3 separate regions of the Homo sapiens genome follow, and all the other regions are linked to region 1. Evidence: chromatin loops called from intact Hi-C (ENCODE). Cell type or tissue: adrenal gland. All regions are shown on one strand. Each heading gives the region's core, and the rest is flanking DNA. Links, peaks and the distances in the headings are about the cores only.

Region 1 (7,675 bases), core at 1,076-6,075:
CATCCTCTCCCTTCCACCCCCTCTTTCGGACCCCCTCTCTCCTAGGCTCCCCCACTCAGCTCCCACAGATCCTCTTGCCCCAGGTCCTTCCTCTGTGTGCGGCAGAGGGAAGGACCATGCGTGGACATGGGCGGGAGGATCATTTGAGCCCAGGAGTTCAAGACCAGCCTGGGCAACATAGTGAGACCTCATCTCCACAAAAATAAAAGATTAGCTGGGTGTGGTGGCGCGTGCCTGTAATCCCAGCTACTCGGGAGGCTGAGGCAGGAAGATTGCTTGAGCCCAGGAGTTCAAGGCTACAGTGAGCTATGATAGTGCCCCTGAACTCCAGCCTGGGTGGCAAAGCAAGACCCTGTCTCAAAATAAAATAATAAAATAAAATAAATCACACATATTTGAAGTATACAATTTGATGAGTTTTGAATATAGATGTATATTCTGTGACTCCATCACCACAGTAAGATAATGACCATTTCCGTCACTCCCAAAAGTGTGCCCCTGGCGGGGCCCGGTGGCTCACGCCTGTAATCCCAGCACTTTGGGAGGCTGAGGCAGATGGATCACCTGAGGTCAGGAGTTTGAAACCGGCCTGACCAAACATGGCGAAAACCCGTCTCTACTAAAAATACAAAAATTAGCTGGTGTGGTGGCAGGTGCCTGTAATCCCAGCTACTTCGGAGACTGAGGCAGGAAAATCGCTTGAACGCCGGACGCAGAGGTTGCAGTGAGCCGAGATCGCACCACTGCACTCCAGCCTGTGTGACAGAGTGAGACTCCGTCTCAAAAAAAAAAAAAAAGAAAAGAAAAGAAAAAGAAAAAGTATGTCCTTGTCCCTTTGTAATCCATTCCCTCTTCATCCCCCCTCCCCTCTCCTCCACCCCACCCCCATCCCACCCCCAAGCAACCACTGGTCTGCTTCTGTCACTATAGATGAGACTGAGATTTTCAGAATTTCATGTAAGTGGAATCATAACATGTGTTCTTTTTTGGTCTGGCTTCTTTCACTCAGCATAACTATTTTGGGGTTCATCCATTTTCTTAGATGCCATTAATAGTTCATTCCTTTTTATTGCCGAGTAGTATCCAATTGTAGGATATGCAACTGGATATGCAGTTAGCTGATCCGTTCACCTGTTAATGGGCGCTTTTAAAATTTTAGCTCTAAAGCTGCTATGAACCTTCCTGTTCAAGTCTCCATGTGGACATGTGCTCTCATTTCAGTTGGATAAATACCTAAGAGTACAATGGCTGGGCCATGTGGCAGGCATGTGTTCAACTTTTTAAGAAACTGTCAAATTGTCTTTCAGTGGATATCCATTTACATTCCCACCAGCAGTGCGTGAGAATTCCAGTTCCTCCACATCCTCACCAACACTTAGTGTGTTCAGTCTTCTTCATTTTGGCCATTCTGGTATATGTATAGTGGTGTCTCACTGTAACATCTCATTCCCTAGGGAATCTTTTTTTTTTTTTTTTTTTTTTTTTTGAGACAGAGTTTTGTTCTTGTTGCCCTGGCTGGAGTGCAATGGCGCAATCTTGGCTCATTGCAACCTCCGCCTCCTAGGTTCAAGTGATTCTCCTGCCTCAGCCTCCCGAGTAGCTGGGATTATAGGCATGCAGCATTACACCAGGCTAATTTCTGTATTATTATTATTATTATTTTGAGATGGAGTCTCACTCTGTTACCCAGGTTAGAGCGCAGTGGCGTGATCTCAGCTCACTGCAACCTCTGCCTTATGAGTTCAAGTGATTCTCCTGCCTCAGCCTCCCAAGTAGCTGGGATTACAGGCACCTGCCACTGCGCACAGCTAATTTTTGTATTTTTAGTAGAGACAGGGTTTCACCATCTTGGCCAGGCTGGTCTCGAACTCCTGACCTCGTGATCCACCTGCCTCGGCCTTCCAAAGTTCTGGGATTACAGGCGTGAACCACTTCGCCCAGCCAATTTTTGTATTTTTAGTAGAGACAGGGTTTCACCATGTTGGATGGGCTGGTCTCAAACTCCTGACCTTGTGATCCTCCCGCATCGGCCTCCCAAAGTGCTGGGCTTACAGGTGTGAGCCACTGTGCCCGCCCAGAACTCATGGTTTTGAACTTCTTTTCATTTTCGTCATCTGTATATCTTATTTGGTGAAAAGTTTATTCAAATTTTTTGCCCATTAAAAATAAAAAAAGAATGGGTTGTTATTGTTTACTATAAGAGTTTTTTTAATATTCTAGATCATGTATTTTCTTCTTCTTCTTCTTTTTTTTTTTGACAAGGTCTCATTCTGTTGCCCGGGCTGGAGTGCAGTGGCTCATTGCAGCCTCGACCTCCAGGGCTCGGGTGAACTTCCCACCACAGCCTTCTGGGTAGCTGGGACCACAGGCATGCACCACCACACCCGGCTAGTTTTTTTACTTTTTTGTAGATAACAGAGTTTCACCATATTGTCCAGATTGGTCTCAAACTCCTGAGCTCAAGTGATTTGCCTGCCTCTGCCTCTGAAAGCGCTGGGATTACAACAGGCGTGTACCACTGTGTCTGGCCTGATCATGCATTTTCAATGAAGGCAAAATTGCCCCCAATGGGAAAAAATTGGTTCTCGTGAAATGAAAAAATTGTGCTCTTTATGTACAAAGCACAATAAACGCACAATACATAAACGGGTACCTGTGTATTAAATTTCCATGGGGGTGATTAGGAAGGATTGTCTAAAAATATTCCTTGGATGAGGAAGGGAATGGAAAAAAGCTGAGAAAGTGTTCGAGATACAAGTCCTTTGTTGGATGTATGCTTTGCAAAAACCAAAAAATTTTAATTTGGATAAAGTCCAATTTATCAATTATCCCTTTTATAATTTGTGCTTTTTGTGTGCTATTTCAGAAGCCTCTGTCTAACTCAAGGTTACTAAGATTTTCTGCTGTTTTCCTGTAAAAGTTTCACAGTTTTAACTCTTCCATTTAGGTCTGTGGTCCATTTTATAGACTCCCCCAAATTTATTTATTTATTTATTTATTTTGAGATGGAGTCTCGCTCTGTCACCCAGTCTGGAGTGTAGTGGTGTGATCTTGGCTCACTGCAAGCTCTACCTCCTGGGTTCAAGCCATTCTCCTGCCTCAGCCTCCTGAGTAGCTGGGATTACAGGTGAGTGCCACCACACCCGGCTAATTTTTGTATGTTTAGTAGAGATGGGGTTTCACCATGTTGGTTAGGCTAGTCTCAAACTCCTGACCTTGTGATCCACCCACCTCAGCCTCCCAAAGTGTTGGGATTACAGGTGTGAGCCACTGCACCCAGCCCCAAATTAATTTTAGTATGTAGTATGAAGTAAGTGTGGAAGTTCATTTTTTTATATATATATGGACGTCCAGTTGATCCAACACTTTTTGTGGAAACACTTTCCTTTCCCCACCGAGTTGCTTCATCACTTTGGTCAAAAATCAGTTAATTTGGTCAGGCACTGTGGCTCACGCCTGTAATCCCAGCACTTTGGGAGGCCAAGGCAGGTGGATCACTTGAGGTCAGGAGTTCAAGACCAGCTTGGCCAACATGGTGAAACCCTGTCTCTACTAAAATTACAAAAATGAGCCAGGTATGGTGTGTGCCTGTAGTCCCAGCTACTCGGGAGGCTGAGGCAGGGGAATCACTTGAACCCAAGAGGTTGCAGTGAGCCGAGATTGCACCATTGGACTCCAGCCTCGGCAAGAGAGCAAGAGACTCTCTCAAAAACAAACAAACAAACAAATTCAGTTAACTACATATGTGTGGGTCCGTTTTGTAATATACTGTGTGAACCAAAGAAAAACCCATTCATGGGCTGCCTGGTCTGGGCCCCGACTATTTTCTAACATTGACCTCCAGCACTCAGACCTCCTTGCTGGCCCCTGGCTAGGCACCTGCTGCCTCAGGCCTCAGCTCCAGCTCTGTCCTGGTCTAGAACTGTCTGCCCTGAGATCATCTCCTGTCAATGCCTCCTCCTCTGAGAGGGAGGCCCCTGCCATGGTGTTGCTCTGGTGATTTGGTTCCAGGAGAGCTTGATGAGATCAGCAGGCGCCGGATTGTACAGGGACTTGCAGGCGGAGACAAGAATTGAGGTTTTATTCTGTGTGAGATGAGAACAGGAATGGCATGATCTGACTTTGGCTTTGGAAACGTGGCCTGGGCTGCTGTGTCGAGGTGGACTGTAGGGGGAGTGCGGAGGCAGGGGTGGCCGCAGGAGGCTCCGGAAGCACGTGGCTCCTGCCGGCCACTCGCTCTGCCTGTAGTCTGTCATCAGAGCAATCCTTGGCCCTGAGAGCAGATGCTGCAATGAGAAGGAAGGTCAGCCCTGGCCAGCCTTGCTCTGGGATCCCAGGGCATGGGATTCAGGAAAAATAGGGGCTTCCCTCCTCCATGTTCACCATGCCACCCCGCCCTCGGTTCCCACACCCTCGTGGGGTGGCTCCAGGCTACTGTCCTGGCCCTTGACCTATTCACTGCCCTCAAGGCTTGGGCTGCATTTGTGGAGCAGAAGAAGGAGCCGGGGTGGAAGCCCTGAGGTTAAGTTCCAGTTCCTCTTCTTACCAGCTGGGTGACCTCCAGCGAGTCACTGGAGCCTGCAGAATCTCATTTGAGAAGTTGGATAAGATCTCTGCCCCCACCGCCCAGGCCCCAGGGGAGCTGTGCAGACTGACTCTCTTCTGAAGAGTCCCTTGGAAATGTTTTGGCGGTGGCAAGAGAAAGAGCTTTGCTTGTTCTTCAGAAAGACTTGCCGGAGTCAGACACTGAGGACTCCAGAGCATCTGGAGGAAGCCCAAGGGCCACCTCCCCTGAGAAGCCTTCCTTCGCCAGCCTGAATAAAATGGACCTCTATACACACACCTGTCTCAGTGGTGGCAGTGGCAGGCCATCTGGAGCGGCTGCTGCTGTCACACCAGCTGCAGCAGGGAGGCACGGCTGGGGCTGCATGTTCCATGGAACTGGCAGGAGCTGGGGACAGGCAGGAGCCTCTCCCATTCTGAGTCGGGGTGGCAGCTCCCTGCATGCCGCTGCAGCTGCCCAAGCCACGGCTGTGGACCCAGGCATCCCTGTGCTCTCGGAGCCTGGGAGCAGGTGGGAACCCCACCCTCCCAGGTGCAGCTGCAGCCGCCCAAACCACAGCTGCAGACCGGGGCCTCCCGCTCCACGGAGCAGGCTGGAGTCCTGCCCCACATCCCACATAGCTGCACCGGCCCTAACTGCCACTGCGGACCCAGGCATCTCTGCACTCTTGGGGGCCCTGGAAGGCCCCCCTGCCCTCACAGGCTTGGAAATGCCTGCTCCCACTGCCTGGCTTCTCCTTGCTGTCGGCACCTGCTCTGATCTTGGGGCAAAATTGGGGCCGAGCCTGGGTTTTGTCACAGCCCAGCCAGGTGTGCACACACTCAGGGCAGTGCTGACATGCCAGCCCCCTGCCGTCTCAGCCCTCTCCAGATTTTGGGCACTGATGAGCATAGGAATGAAGCTGAGGAGGAACTGAGGGCAGCTTGGCAGTGGCCTGCAGACGCCCCTTGGTACCTATAGCCTGGGCGCCATGAATGGCAGCAGGAGGCAGACAGGTTTCTGGGCAGAAGGGGGTGAGTCCCTGGTGAGGCCCACCTTCAGGCCAGGGAGGCCCTGAAGGCTGGGGGCCAGGCTGTCAGTGCCGTGGACTGGAGTGCGAACTTGTGTTGCCTTTTCTGGGCCTGCCCATGGCCGCCCATGGACCAGTCAGCATGAACTTCCCCCTCTCTGAGGCTGACAGAAGCCCCAGGCTCAGCCAGAGCTGAGCAGACGTCGGATGACCAGCTGTAGTGAGGAACTGCCCTCTCCAGGGCCTCCTCTGAGCTATTGTCACTCAATAAAGCTCCTCTTCGTCTTGCTCACCCTCTTGTTTCCGTACCTCATTCTTCCTGAGTGGAGGACAAGAACTTGGGACCCACTGAATAAGGCTAAAAGAGCTATAACACAAACAGTGCTGAGACATGCCCCTTGCTGGCCACGTTGCAGGGGAAGAGAAGGAAGGAAGAGCTGCAGCCCTTTGGGGAGCCCAGACCGGGGAGTCTCCCAAGCCAGGGCTGTGATGCCCTCTTTGGGTCCCTGTGGTTTCTGGCATCTCCAAGCTTCTGAGAGCCACTGTGTTCCCCAGTGCCAGCTGTGGAAGCTGCTTGCAGTGCGCCTGGTCCAGCTGTAGCCTCGCAGAGAGCTGGGGCCCATGCTGGCACCCGGAGCTGCCTGCCCCACTGCAGCAGCCGGCGTGTCTGACTGTGCAGTGGCCGGACCTCACGCGTGCTTACACACCCGTCACCACCCCACGCAGTCTCCCTTGGTAGACGTGGGATCCAGGCCGATAGTGTGAGCCGAGTGCAGTCTGCCAGGACAAGTGGGCGGAATGAGCCCAGTGGGCCCAAGCAAAACTCAGACAAAGATGCCACTGGCCACAGAGGTTTCTGCCCAGAAAAGCGACACCCCAAAGATTCCATAACATCGGCACCTGACCCCGCTTACATCTGTACACGCACCTGCCTCTGCACCTGGCTGCTCTGACGTCTGTACACACACCTGTCCCTTCCTTGTTTCTTCAATCATAGGGCAGCCTGCCAAGCCATGAACCACTGATATCTCAGGCTGTGGGGAGCACTTGGTGTCCCCAGAACCCAGCCATCAAGGGCCTACCCTGAGGAGGCAGGCAACGATGAAAGAGGGGAGAATGAATGAATGATGTCTCTGTGTGCTGAGTCTTAAGGAAAACGGACCATGAAAACCATTCCTGTATTGAAAGTGCTAGAGGCTTCCAGGCAGGACCGCAAGGAATGTGTGCACAGCCCCATGGGGAAGCACGGCCCCCATGACCCCCACTTTGCTGAGAAGGGACCTGAGACTCACAGAGGCTGAGCCGCTTCACCCAGCGAGGGGCTGGTGGAGCTGGGATTCTAGCCCCGAGTGTGGCTCTCCCCACTTCCTCGTGGCTCTCAGTATCCAGGAGGAATGAGGGGCCCCCTTCTCCTACTGATGAGGAAACTGAGGCCCAGGGTATGTGGGGACCTGCCTATCGCTGAGCATGCCAGGAGACAAGTCGGGCCTGCAGCCCACATCCTTGTTCTGAAGCCTCCCCCAACCCCTTTCTTTTTTTTTTTTTTTTTTGAGACAAAGTCTCACTCTGTCACCCAGGCTGGAGTGCCGTGGCGCGATCTTGGCTCACTGCAACCTCTGCCTCCTGGGTTCAAGCGATTCTCCTGCCTCAGCCTCCCAAGTGCTGGGATTACAGGTGCCTGCCACCACACCCGGCTAACTTTTGTATTTTTAGGAGAGACAGGGTTTCACTATGTTGGCCAGGCTGGTCTTGAACTCCTGACCTCAGGTGATCCGCCCACTTCGGCCTCCCAAAGTGCTGGAATTACAGGCGTGAGCCACCGCACCCAGCCCCAAGGCCCCTCTTCCTGTAGCCCTCACTTCCCCTGGTGTTCCCCCCACCTTTGCCCTTCCTGCCTCTATCCTAGACCTGGTGGTTCCCGTGCAGCTTCAGTCAGCACCTATAAGGGAGAACGAGCACATTCTTGCTGCTTCTTTTTGTTTTGTTTTGTTTTTTGAGACAGGGTCTCACTCTGTTGCCCAGGCTGGAGTGCAATGGCGTGATCACGGCTCACTGCAGCCTCAACCTCCCAGGCTTGAGCAATCCTCCCAGCTCAGCTTCCC
Region 2 (8,486 bases), core at 2,076-7,075, 440 kb after region 1:
CACTTGAGGTTAGGAGTTTGAGACCAGCCCGGCCAACATGATGAAACCCCATCTCTACTGAAAATACAAAAATTAGCTGGGCATGGTTGTGCACACCTGTAATCCCAGCTACTCGGGAGGCTGAGGTAGGAGAATCACTTGAACCCAGGAGGTGGAGGTTGCAGAGAGCCGAGATTGCGCCATTGCACTCCAGCCTGGGCGATAGAGCAAGACTCCATCTCAAAAAAAAAAAAAAAAGAAAAGAAGAAGAAAGAAAAGAAAAGACCCTCTGTGCTCAGGTAACAGTCCTTCCTTAACACAGGCAAATACGTATTGAAGCCCTACTATGTGCCGGGCACTGTGCATACAGCAGGGACCCGGCCACAGGATGGGGGGGCACATGACCATTAGTTGGCAGCTCGGGAGTGAGGCAGTCAGTGACACAAGATGGTGCAGGGTTAGGCACCCGACAATGCAGGAAAGGTCTGCGGAGAAGGTGGTGCACTGGACTGAGCCTGGCCAGCCAAGCACGTGTGAGCTGCTACCACGTGCGGTTGTTTTTTGTGAGTTAATCACAGCGCTCTGCGCCCCAAGTGGCTCCCCAGAGATGTCTCGGTCCCTCATGAGGGGCCTACTGTAGAGGGGTTATTTTGTCTACTTTACAGATTGGGAAACTGAGGCTTGTCAAGGTCTGGTGACATGCCCCAGGTCACAAGCTGGGATGACAGCCAGGATTCAGCACCCCAAGGCCCTGCCCTGCCGCTGTGCCAGTGGGTCTCAGCCTCTGGTGCTCGCAGCACCCACCAGGAAGTATGTGGGGGTGGAGAAAATCCAGACTCAGCCCCACCCCCAGTCTAGAAGCTGCTCATTTAAAAGCATCAGCATTGGACGTGTCCTCTGGGGTTCTGCTGCATGGCTATGGAACAGGGGTGCCGGCTGCCTACTGAGTAAGTTCAGGAGCTCCCAATGCCCAAGCCCAAGCCCCTCTCCCAAACCTCATCCCCTCTGACTCACAGGACCCTGCACCCTCAGTGTTGCCAGCCACCTGCACATTCCAGAGGCCCTAGACTGCACCCAGTACCCACTGAGAAGCCGGAGCTGCGTGTTTCACAGATGCCGTCCATTTCATCCCCAAATCACTCTCCCACACAGGAGGATGTGAGTTACCCTTTGTCACCAGACCAAATCACTTCCACCACAGAGCTGCTACAAATACATCTTCTGAGCCGTCTCCATGGACTCCCCCGGATCACTTTAGTGAGGTCTGGGAGTGGGGTCTTGCCAGGGCCCACGGGCGACCAGGGATTCCCATCATCCTCTCATGGCCTCCAGGTCCAGTTCACTCTCCTCTGCTTGGCACCAAGGACTCCCGGCCCAAGGTGACCTCCAGCTTCACGTTCACCAACTTCTGCCTGATCACATGGGACTTCTCACTGCCTCCAGATCTCCCAATATTTCACCCATATGTTTGCAGGAGGGCTTCCCTCTGCTGGAAATGTGCTTCCCTGGCCTCTTCATCTAGCCAACTGTCCCTGTGAAACTCACTTTAAGAGCTACCTCCTCCTAGAAGTCTTCCTGGATTACCCCCACACACCAGTCCCCTCCCCAGCTGGGTTCTGTGCCTCCTCTGGCCCCTGTCATCACTGATTTGTGGCCCTCACTAGTCTGAGAGTGTCATGAGGGCAGAGACCACACTCCCTAAACACCTCTATATCCCAGCACCTGCCATGTGACTTGGCGTCCGGAGAGAAGTTATTATCTCCATTACCCCTGCAAGGCTACCAGCCTTCCCTGCACGTACTTTGGCAAGGGCCTGCTCCTTCAAAGGAGCGCCTCAGAGAGGGAGACACAGGGGCAGAGGGAACCCAGGCTGGGGGTCCAGAGACCCAGGCTGGATCTGGCCGCGCCCTGTACTGGCTGTGTGGCATACGCCTTTCTGGGCAGCCTCTATTCATCTGGGCCTACATTTAAGCCTTGTAGCAGACACACCAATTAAGCTTTCAGCATCCAGGAGACAGGTCGTTTTCTAGAGCACCCGTGACGTCCCTGAGAACACTTCATTCTGTACACAGCGTTATCCACACGCCTGGGAAATTCTCCTAATTTTCTGCTCAAAAGCAAAAACGGTAAACACCAAGGCAACAAACGGCCGTTGCCATGTTAGGGCTTATTTTTTAAATCAGTTTTGCAATGGTGGGCGAGGAAAACATCCCGTCCTGTATACAACCTTTGCCATTTCATTTCTCTGAGTCAGCAGTTAGCACCTTTTGCTGCGGATCTTTGTCGATGCCGCAGATTTCTGAGCCAAATCTAGCCAAGCACACATTTGGAAATCAAGCCTTAAACATTCATGGGACTGAACCAAGCCCTTTGGAAGCACGAAGATGTATTGATGCGGCTTCTGGGGTCTAACAGGCACTTACCGCAAAACTTCGGGAGGGATGACCAGCTGGTCGTATTTAAGGTGTTCGTGGAGCTCACTCAGGTAGTTGAAATAGATGACTTTCTTCCCAAACTTGTGACTAAGAAAGCAGAAGCAAGAGAATAAAGAACGATTAGGCGCCAGCAGAGAGGCCGAGGGTTGCAGGGAGGGAGGGGGAGTTGGCGGCAGAACAATGCAGGCATTTTTCATATTAAGAAAATGTAAACGCTGACACGACTTAAAACCCGAACATAACACAAGCAGCGCACGCCGGGAGATATTTTGCTTTCACGAGATCTCCAATGCACCAAACACGCTGGAGTGGCTCATCTGCATAAAAATAAATATCTGCCTCCAATTTACATCTGCCCTGAATTTGCATATAGGAGATAGCGCGGAAGTGCCAAGAAGCGCTTTTGGGGGATGCAGGCTAGACAGGGGGCACTAAGCCACTGGCACAGAGAGAGCAGCTCTGAGGTTGAAGCCTGCCCCAGGGCAGCCTCAGTTGCTCGCGGTTTTGGGGTCAGTGGTGGCTTCACATTTGGCCACCTCTTCTAAGGAGAGGAACCAATGAGGCTCTCCAGGTTTGTCTCCAGGACAGTCTCTCGGACCCCAGGGAGCAGCGCAGCCACAAGGCCAGACATGCCCTGACCAGGTGCAGCAACTCCGTCTTCTCCCTCCTCTTGTGCCCCAGGGCAATTCACTCCCTCTCAGGGCCTGGGTCTGAAAGTGGGGGTTCTCCCTCCTAAGTGAGGGCGGAAGACAATGCAAGGCTATTTGCAGGTCTAGTCCACTGCCTGACGTCTGGTGGACATGCTCGCTGTGACGACTGCTATTAGTAACAAGGCTCAGCATGAATTGCAAAGTGGGGATCATTGACAGATGGATGCGAGCACGCCTTTATAAGAAGCCTGTAATCCCCGCCTTCTTTATGATAGTCTAGGTTTGGTTTTTGCCATAAATATATCATTTGAGTTTTATTTTGGAGGACAGTATTATTTCTTTATTGTATATGTTTAAGATATACAACTTTTTTTTTTTCGAGATGGAGTCTCGCTCTGTCACCCAGGCTGGAGTGCAGTGGTGTGATCTCGGCTCACTGCAAGCTCCGCCTCCTGGGTTCAAGTGATTCTCCTGCCTCAGCCTCCCAAGTAGCTGGGATTAAGGTGCACACCACCACGCCTGGCTAATTTTTGTATTTTTAGTAGAGACGGGGTTTCAACATGTTAGCCAGGATGGTCTCGATCTCCTGACCTCGTGATCCGCCCGCCTTGGCCTCCCAAAGTGCTGGGATTACAGGCATGAGCCACCGTGCCTGGCCAAGATATACAACTATTAATGTGGGTAAAGAATTATGTTGTTACTGGAAAAGGAAAGTTATGTATTCAGCCAAACCGAAGATATTTTATGTTATTTTATGACAATTTGAAAGTCTTGAAATAAGTATTCATGTATTTTCAATGTCGTTTATTTTGTGAAATCAAAATAATTCAAGTTACCGTGGCAAAAACAAAAAATACGGAGATCATGACAGGTAGGAGAATCCAAAGGGACAGCGGCCGCCCAGTGCTCAGCCCAAAGCTCAGCCCACAGCTCAGTCCAGCGCCAGCACCAGCGCCAGGTGGTTCCTAAAGGAGCCCCGAGGGAGGCCGAGCTGTGTGCACTGGCTCCCCCTAGTGGACGAGAAAGAATCGGACCCGGGGGCTGAGGGAGGAGGGCGGGGATTGCCAGGTTTCTGTATTCAAGGACACTGCCAGGTAGGCCAGGGAACCCGGGCTGAAGGCTGGGGCTGCAGAATAGCCACCAAAGTGCAGTGTGCCCCTCACCCCAAGCACAAGGGGAGGGAGGAAAGCGGGGCCTGCCTTAGTGCCTGCACCCCAGCCCCCGGAGGGAAGGGGCTGGTGGGACCCCTGCAGGAGTGTCCTCACCGCCTGCCCATTTAGACGCCACAGGACTCGGGGACAGTCTGGTCTCTGCTGGAAGGATGCCGGAGGGTGTCCCCGGGGCTGTGAAGTACTGTCAACGTCCTGTGTGATGGGCGGGAGGAACCCACTAAGGGCAAAGGGAGTCTTGCCCCTCTGCAGGAACCATTCTCAGGGACAGAGGTGCCCGCTTCAGAGCTGCAGGGAGGCCTCCCATGCCCAGCCCCTCACCTTCCTCTCTGCAACCTCCCTGACCTGTCCTGCAGGCCAGGCTCTGCCAAACACGGACTCTGGGACAGGTGCAGCCAGGGCCCTGCCACTTGCCTCTCCTCTCGGGAAAGGGCCCACAGGCCAGCTCAGCCAGGGGCTCCCAACACGGCGTGCGGCAGAGTTGCTGGGGTTTTGTTAGACCTGCAGCCACAGGCACCACCTGCGGGGATCTGAGTCAGGAGGTCTGGCGAGACCCAGGGCCTCAGAGTTCCTCTACTTCCTTCATTTACAAATGAGGACTTGGGAAACAGAGAGGTTATGTGGCTGCCCAAGATCTCACAGGCAATGGGCTGCGGAGCCCAATCTGGGCTCCAGAGCCCCAGCCCAATTCCTATGGTCCTCTCCTGGCAGCTGCTTATGTCCAGGCATGAGGCAGAATGAGGGGTAGAACCACACAGGCTCAGGTTGGATCCCAGCCCACGCCCCCTCTCATGGTGCGACTTGGGCGTAACCTCTCTGAGCACCAACCTCCTCTTCTTTGGAATGGGGAAAATGTGGCTGACTTCACAGTACTGTTTTGCGGTGCTGGCACATAAGGTGCGTAAGATATTGGAATCAAATTAATACAAAAGGGTAGTTTTAAAAGATTTTTTTTTCTTTTTTCTGAGGTGGAGTTTCGCTCTTATTGCCCAGGCTGGAGTGCAATGGCGCGATCTTGGCTCACTGCAACCTCCGTCTCCCGGGTTCAAGCGATTCTCGTAGCTCACCCTCCTGAGTAGCTGGGATTACAGGCGCCTGCCACCACTCCCCGCTAATTTTTTGTATTTTTAATAGAGATAGGGTTTCGCCATATTGGCCAGGCTGGTCTCGAACTCCTGACCTCAGGTAATCTGCCCACATTGGCCTCCCAAAGTGCTGGGATTACAGGGGTGAGCCACCACGCCCAGCCAACTTAAAAACATTTTAAATCAGGGCCAGGTGCAGTGGCTCATGCCTATAATCCCAGCACTTTGAGAGGCCGAGGCTGGAGGATTACTTGAGGTTAGGAATTGGAGAGGAGCCTGGGTAACATGGCAAAACCCTGTCTCTACTAAAAGTTCAAAATTTAGCTGGGCATGGTGGCGTGCCTGTAGTCCCAACTACTTGGAAGGCTGAGGTGGGAGGATCACCTGAGTCCAGGAGTTCGAGGCTACAGTGAGCCGTGATGGCACCACTGCACTCCAGCCTGGGCAACAGACTGAGACCTTGTCTCAAAGCAATGAAACAAAACAAAACAACAACAAACAAAAAACACAGTACTAGCAGCTAACATTGAGTATTTGCCTGGCAGGCCCTATTCTAAACAGTCAACATGGTGCGCTCCTATAATCCCAACACTTTGAGAGGCTGAGAAAGGAGGATCACTTGAGGCCAGGAGTTCCAGTCCAGCCTGGGCAACATAGCGAGACCCTGTCTCAACAAAAAATTGTTTTAAACTAGCTGGGCACAGTGGTGCGCACCTGTAATCCCGGCTATGTGAGAGGCTGAGGTGGGAGGACCACTTGAGCCCAGGAGGTTAAGGATGCAGTGAGCCATGATTGCACCACTGCACTCCAGCCGGGCTGATGGAACAAGAACCTATGAAAAAAAAAGAGAAAAGGAAGGAAGGAAGAAAAATAAAATAAACACTATATGTATTAAGTCAGTGAATTATTATGACAATGGAATGACTTAAATAGCCTTGTCAGCCACATGGGGAAACTGAGGCAGAGAGGGGTTGGCTCTTTTGTTGAGGGTAATGGGTAATGGATGGCAAGGGGCAGAGCAGTCGAGCCCAGGCAGTCTGGTGCCATCACCATCACGCTGCCACGTGGAAAACAGGAGGAGCAGGTGAATTTTTTTTTTTTTTGAGACTGGAGTCTCACTCTTGTTGCCCAGGCTGGAGTGCAATGGTGTGATCTCGGCTCACCGCAACCTCTGCCTCCTGGATTCAAGTGATTCTCCTGCGTCAGCCTCCCAAGTAGCTGAGATTACAGTCATGCGCCACCACGCCCAGCTGATTTTTGTATTTTTAGTAGAGACGGGGTTTCACCATGTTGGTCAGGCTTGTCACGAACTCCTGACCTCAAGTGATCCTCCCATCTCGGCCTCCCAAAGTGCTGGGATTACAGGCGTGAGCCACTGTGCCTGGCCAAGCAGGTGAACTTTTTTTCCAAGAACCTTAGAGGTTTCTAGAACTCTTAAGTACAACAAAGTCTGACTCTGTCGCCCAGGCTGGAGTGCAGTGGTGCTATCTCAGCTCACTTCAGTCTCTGCCTCTCGAACTCAAGCAATCCTCCCACCTCAGCCTCCTGAATAGCTGGGACTAAGGTACGCGCCACCATGCCTGGCTGATTTTTATCTGTTTTGTAGAGGCGAGGTTCCGCCATGTTACCCAGGCTGGTCTTAAACTCCTGGGCTCAAGTGATCCACCTGCCTTGGCCTCCCAAAGTGTTGGGATTACAGGTGTGAGCCACCATGCCTCGCCCTCTAAGGACTTTTCTCTGTTTTTTGAGATGGAGTTTCGCTCTTGTCACCCAGACTGGAGTGCAATGGTGCAATCTTGACTCACTGCAACCTCTGCCTCGTGGGTTCAAGCCTCAATTCTCCTGCCTCAGCTTCCTGAGTAGCTGGGATTATACGCGCCCACCACCACACCCGCTAATTTTTTGTGTTTTTAGTAGAGACGGGGTTTTGCCATGTTGAGCAGGCTGGTCTTGAACTCCTTACCTCAGGTGATCCGCTAGCCTCAGCCTCCCAAAGTGCTGAGATTACAGACGTGAGCTATTGCGCCCAGCCCCTCTAAGGACTTTTCTAAGGTAAATGACAGGACTAGCTTTTTTGCTATGTCAAATATGTCACATGTCACATAGGGCACAAGGGTGCTGGGCCTGGTTAAACACAAACAAAACCTCACCTTCCAATAGGGGAATGTGTGCGGCATAGGCCAGTAGGTGAGAAAAACTGGCAGGAAATTCTAGTGACATGAAAGGAGCTCTTTGGCCCCAAAAATCTCTCCTTCTATTAAGCAGGAGCTGACTCAAGTCTGCTGCTCTGGGAATTCTCCCAGTGTGCCTCAGGACCACACGATTCAGTCCCTGGAATGACAGCTTTGGGAGCTGATAAGAAAAGAAGGCCGGGCATGGTGGCTCACGCCTGTAATCCCAGGACTTTGGGAGGCCGAGGCGGGTGGATCAACCTGAGGTCAGGAGCTTGAGACCAGCCTGGCCAACATGGTGAAACCCCGTCTCTACTAAAAACACAAAAATTAGCCAGGCGTGGTGGCAGGTGCCTGTAATCCCAGCTACTTGGGAGGCTGAGGCAGGAGAATCGCTTGAACCCAGGAGGCAGAGGTAGCAGTGAGCCGAGATGGCGCCATTGCACTCCAGCCTGGGGGACAAAAGCGAGACTTCGTCTCAAAAAAAAAAAAAAAAAAGAAAGAAAGAAAGAAAAAAGAAAGAAAAGAAAGGCTCCAAGCCGCCTGGCAGGGCAGTTCTTTTTTTTTTTTTTTTTTTTTGAGACAGGGTCTTGCTTGTTGCCCAGGCTGAAATGCAATGGCACAAACACAAGCCACTGCAGCCTTGAAGTCCTGGACTCAAGCAATCCTCCTGCTTTGGCCTCCCGTGTAGCTGGGACCACAGGCGCATGCTACACATCCGGCTAATTTTTATATTTTTTATAGAGGTGGGGCTCACTTTCTTGCCCAGGTCACACTCCTGGGCTCAAGTGATCCTCCTGCCTTGGCCTCCCAAAGTGCTATGATTAGTAGCATGAGCCACTGTGTCTGGCTGCAGAGTAGCTCTCGATGTGCCCAAGGACCAGTGCTTGCCAACATTCCTCTGAGTACCAGTCACATTAAGAGACAAAGGGACACAGGGACAAGGGTGGGACGGGGCAGTGTAGCCCTTGGGGCGGGAGACGGCTGGTGGGAAGAC
Region 3 (5,000 bases), core at 1-5,000, 290 kb after region 1:
ACATGTATGCACTGTGTCTACAGCAAGGAAAAGGAATGAGTGAGGCCACGTGCAACAACCTTGACTCTTGGGAGCTTGGAGTTGAAGTTTTCTTCAAAAAGTTGCAGAAGAAAACTTCATATGATTTCATTTAATTAAAGTTCAAAACATGCAGGCCAGGTGCAGTGGCTCACACCTGTAATCACACACTTTGGGAGGCCATGGTGGGAGGATTACTTGAGGCCAGGAGTTCGAGATCAGCCTGGGCAACATGGTAAAACTCCATCTCTACAAAAAAAAAAAAAAATGAAAAATGAGCTGGGTGTGGTGGCATGCACCTGTAGCCCCAGCTACTCTAGAGGCTGAGGTGAGAAGATCGCCTGAGCCCAGGAGGTTGAGGCTGCAGTGAGCCATGATTATGCCACTGCACTCCAGCCTGGGTGACAGAGCAAGATCCCATCCCAAAAAACAAGCGATATCCTTTTTTTTTTTTTTGAGACACAGTCTCGCTCTGTCACCCAGGTTGGAGTGTAGAGGTATGATCGCATCTCACTGCAACCTCCGCCTCTCAGGTTCAAGTGATTCTCCTGCCTCAGCCTCCCAAGTAGCTGGGCTTACAGGCGCACACAACCACACCTGGCTAATTTTTGTATTTTTAGTAAAGATGGGGTTTCACCATGTTGGCCAGGCTGGTCTCAAACTCCTGACCTCTGGTGATCTGCCCACCTCGGCCTCCCAAAGTGCTGGGATTACAGGTGTGAGCCACCACCGTGCCTGGCCTGATACACTTTTTGATATACATATGTGGTAAACTATTAAAAAAAAAGTCTGGGAATGAAAAATACAAAATAGTAGTAGTTACCTGTAGCGAGTGGAGGATTTCAAAGTGAATATTTATTTTATTTTTTCCTTTCTTCGTTTTTTTCTTTCTTTTCTTTTTGAGACAGGGTGTCATTCTGTCATCCAGGCTGGAGTGCAGTGACATGATCACAGCTCACTGCAGCCTCACCCTCTCGGGCCCAGGTCAGCCTCCCTAGTATTAATAGCAGGGACTACAGGAGTGTGCCACCTTTTTTGCATCTTTTGTAGACACAGGGTTTTGCCATGTTGCCCAGGCTGGTCTTGAACTGCTGGGCTCAAGCGGTCCTCACACCTGGGCCTCCTAAAGTGCTGGGACTGCATTGTGAGCCCCCGCCCGGCCCTGGCCACTTTCTTAACCCGAGTGCTATGTACATGGATGCTTCTGGTATTATTCTTCAAATGTTACACGTTTTAGAACCTTTAATCTCTCTTCAGTACTTAATAAAACATCTGTATGTTTTTAAATGGGCCTGTAGGTGTGGGGCTTCCTGCCTCAAATGTGAAATTCTGTGCTTTAGTACAGGCAGATGGGTCTGGGCTGTCCTTGGACATACAAGGACCTCCAGGGACAGGACACTTCCAGCTCCCCAGAGGCTGCAACTTGTATAACTTGCAGAAACAAGACGGAACAGTCAAAAGTGCATGAAACCAACTGTGTAAATTGTGAAATGTGAATTGTAATTTTGCTTTTTTCCTTCTAAAATGGCATGAAGTCCACATTTTAAAAGTTTGGATAGGGAAAGATTGGTCAATGGGTACAAAGTTACAGTTAGGTGGGAGGAATAGTTCTGGTGTTCCATTGCACAGCAGGGTGACTGTTGTGCTAACAATATGGTATTATGTATCTTAAGACAGTGTGAAGAGAGGATTTTGAGTGTTCTCACCACAAAGAAATAATAAATGTATGAGGCGATGGATATGCTAAATACCTTGATTTGATGATTACACAATATGTACATGCATCAAAATATCCTACTGTACCCCATGAATATGTAGTTATGTGTCAATTAAAAACAAAATGTTTTCTTGAGACAGGGTCTTGCTCTGTCGCCCAGGCTAGAGTGCAGTGGCGCAATCATGACCCACTGCAGCCTCAGCCTCCTGGGCTCGGGTGATCCTCCCACCTCAGCCTCCTGAGTAGCTGGGACTACAGGTGTGCACCACCATGCCAGGCCAAATTTTTTGAATTTTTTTGTAGAGATGAGGTTTCGCCATGTTGCCCAGGCTGGTCTCGAACTCTTGAACTCAAGCAATCCGTCTGCCTTGGCCTCCCAAAATGCTGGGAATTACAGGCGTGAGCCACTGTGCCCAACCCAAAATTTTTAAAATAGGTTTTCTTTTTAACCAAGGTAAATTCTGGAAATGAAGCAAAACTGACCAGCGCCCTCTCCTGGGCGAGTTGGAAGTGGAGCCCTGGGTGGGAGGACCCGCTGGCCCCAAGAGCCCTGCTGGTTCAGCACCACGGACAGCACTCAGGGCAGCCTCTTTACTGGGCGTGGCCGTGGGCTTCCCTCGCTGATTTGGCCGCAGCTTTGGGGAGGAAGGTGGCAGGAGCCTGGGTTCCCTCCTGCCTTCCTCGTAGGCTGAGATGAGCTGGAAGAAGCTCATGCCACAGTGCGCAGCATAGCTCGGTGTTCTGTAAATGCTTAGAAAACCCTCTCTGCTGTCAGGGCAGGAGGGCGCCCAGTGATGAGACCTGCTTGCGACTCATGAGGGGACTCCATGTGCAGTACCGATGTCACCAGGCCTAGAGGGACGCCTGCTCTCCATACACTTTCTAGGCTGGCTGGAGGGAGGGGAGGGACAGGGGCCTCTTATGGCTCTGTGAGACACCCACCCAAAGGCGCTTCCTGCTCCGGAAGGAACAGTGTCACGGTGGCCAGAGGGGGAGTCCAAGGCCAGGCAGGTGCTGGTCACTCCTTGGGCTCATCCCAGGCGTGGGGCTGGCTGAGGGAGCTGAAGTGTCTCAGCCAGGAGCTTGGACCCTTGATTCTGCTTCCCTGGAGAAAAGGTGGGTTTGATGGAGAAGGGGTGAGAGGAGGATGGTGATGGGGGCTTCAGGAAGATTCTCTGCTCTCTTCCCTCAGCCAAGGGTGCAGATTGGGGAGCAGGTGGAGAGAGAGGAGAAGGTGGGGTCAGCGTCCAGGACAGGCTGTGGCTCCATGCTGGAGGAGAGACAGAGACCGACAGGAGGATGTCTGAGGATTCTTTCAGCTTTGAATTGTAGGATGTTTGTTTCTCATCACAACACCCATGTGTTAATTCACATTTCATTTTGATCTGCTTGTTCAATGATTGGGTACTGAGTGGTATTAATATGATCAGAATTTTCAATAACAGAGAATATTACGCTATTCATTGAAACAAATTGGTTGGCATCTATATCTCCATATACCACCCTGGTCTTATTAGATCTAAATCATATTCACGCTCAGCGCTCTGATTTGAACTGTAAACCCAGCATGGGAGGCGGGATACCTGCTGTTTGAAGAGCTCTCTTTCTCCTCCAATTTCTGGTCTGATTGGACACACACTGTATAGCACCAGGCTGCATCTATGAGCAGGTCAGGTGGTGACGAGGGCCCGGAAGTGACCCGCTGTGGTCACAGTGGATTTGCCTAGTGTTAAAACTCAATGTAAGCTGCACGGATGTAGGACTTTGTGCAGGGTGGTACCAACACATGTGGGTATGTCGGCTGTTTGGGTGAAAATGTAAGCATGTGTCATGTCAGGGTGTGTTTGTGCAGACCTCTGTGTCCTTAAGCATATGCATTTTTTTTTTTTTTTTTAAGACAGGGTCTCTGTCGCCCAGGCTGGAGTGCAGTGGTGCGATCATGGCTCACTGCAGTCTCAACCTCCTGGCCTCAAGTGACCCTCCTGCCTCAGCCTCCCGAGTAGCTGGGACTACAGGCATCCGCCACCATGCCCAGCTGATTTTTATATTTTAGTAGAGACAGGGTTTCGCCATGTTGGTCAGGCTGGTCTCGAACTCCTGGCCCTCAAGTGATCCACCTGCCTCGGCCTCCCAAAGTGTTGGGATTACAGACGTGAGCCACCGCACCTGGCCGCATATGCACGTTTACAGCATCACACACAAACACTCCAGGCAGAGAATGGAACTGATAGTCACGCCTGTCTGCTGTGGCCTCAGCCCAAAGCTTTTAGTACTTCTGAGCAAGGAGGAGTGTCAGCCTGGCCAGGGTGTCTCACTGGTGTCCAAAAACTACGCCCCTAGTGTTGTTTCTGCTAATTCTGCCTACATTGTCCTTACCTGCCTCCTCTTCTGGCTTATTCCTGCTAATTTGTTAAGAATTGACTTGGCACCACCTCCTCCAAGAAGTCTTCCCTGACTTCCCAGTGCTGGGCTAGGTCTTGTTCAGCTAGTTGCATAGCTTCTGGGGACAAGAGCCACACTTTCCTCTCCCATGGCGACCCCACCCTTACACTGTCTTGAGAAAGCTGGGAATACAGTGGGTACTCTGTATATGTTAGTTGTGTTTCAGAATGGTTCCTTTTCCCCTCACCCCAGTCAAGCACAGTGGGATTTTTCTCCAGTATTCACTTGGAGACCCTGGTGGGGTTTCTGAAGGTAAGCCTTATAAAAGTGTGCCCCCCACCCCACGCTGAGCCCCTAGGTTTTAAGTCTTGAGGTAGCCCCCACTCAGCTTGAGCAGTTCGCTGAAGTTGCCTTTTTGTTCCTCCCAGTTCCTGGCTCCAGCAGCCTGTCCTCACTGTGAGCTGTGGTTCTCTGTCTCCGCCTGTCTCTTTAGTTTTAGGGTTGGCTGTTTGTCCTGTAACCTCAATTTTCTGAGGATTCTAAGAAAAGTCACTGATTTTCAGTTTGCTTAACTTTTTTCTGGTTTCAGGGGTGGGAGCTGACATCTGCCAATCTGGAAGTTGATGTGCATAGGTTGAGTGCACTTGAATCTTCTCTTTGCTTCTTTGGCGGACCCAGGGTCCAGGGACAGGGAGGGGACAGGGTGGAGACCAGCAGACCCCGTTTTCTCTGACTGGGGCCTGAGGACCTGAAGGGAATGCAGCCCCTCGGGGACTTCTGTATTAAACACAGACACACAGACTCCACCGGGCTGTGATGACTGGGGGTGGGGAGTCAGTCATAGTGTTTGCACTTAATTCTGACAACAAAGCTGAGGGTCATC

The links. Hi-C counts contacts between places; a loop is a spot of excess contacts. Peaks named below come from ENCODE experiments on the same cell type or tissue, not always from the same donor. Only the 100,000 strongest peaks of a DNase experiment are listed, where the experiment ranks them.
Region 2: it touches region 1 in a loop (4-fold over the local background); 6 of 110 quality-filtered maps call a loop at or near these places.
Region 3: it touches region 1 in a loop (2.4-fold over the local background); 9 of 110 quality-filtered maps call a loop at or near these places.

The regions. Positions count from the first base shown.
Region 1 is chr22:45,260,462-45,268,136 of GRCh38, reverse strand. No RefSeq gene overlaps it. Among named protein-coding and RNA genes, the nearest start is that of UPK3A, 21 kb to the left of the region's middle. RefSeq lists enhancers at 4,278-4,467, 3,892-4,727, 4,738-4,787. In adrenal gland, for the core only: a CTCF peak has its summit at 4,166; DNase peaks (open chromatin) are centred at 4,336, 5,326 and 5,489; H3K27ac peaks cover 1,469 bases.
Region 2 is chr22:44,816,386-44,824,871 of GRCh38, reverse strand. It overlaps PRR5-ARHGAP8 (PRR5-ARHGAP8 readthrough), which reads right to left. Exons shown (of 15, transcript NM_181334.6): 9 at 2,403-2,501. It overlaps ARHGAP8 (Rho GTPase activating protein 8), which reads right to left. Exons shown (of 12, transcript NM_181335.3): 6 at 2,403-2,501. Among named protein-coding and RNA genes, the nearest start is that of ARHGAP8, 68 kb to the right of the region's middle. RefSeq lists a silencer at 3,998-4,097 and an enhancer at 8,453-8,486. In adrenal gland, for the core only: CTCF peaks have their summits at 3,900 and 4,099 (motif pointing left); DNase peaks (open chromatin) are centred at 4,081 and 4,713.
Region 3 is chr22:44,973,039-44,978,038 of GRCh38, reverse strand. All of the region lies in intron 2 of PHF21B (PHD finger protein 21B), which reads left to right. Among named protein-coding and RNA genes, the nearest start is that of PHF21B, 34 kb to the left of the region's middle. RefSeq lists silencers at 2,217-2,386, 2,116-2,410. In adrenal gland, for the core only: CTCF peaks have their summits at 2,025 and 2,226 (motif pointing left); DNase peaks (open chromatin) are centred at 2,289 and 2,477.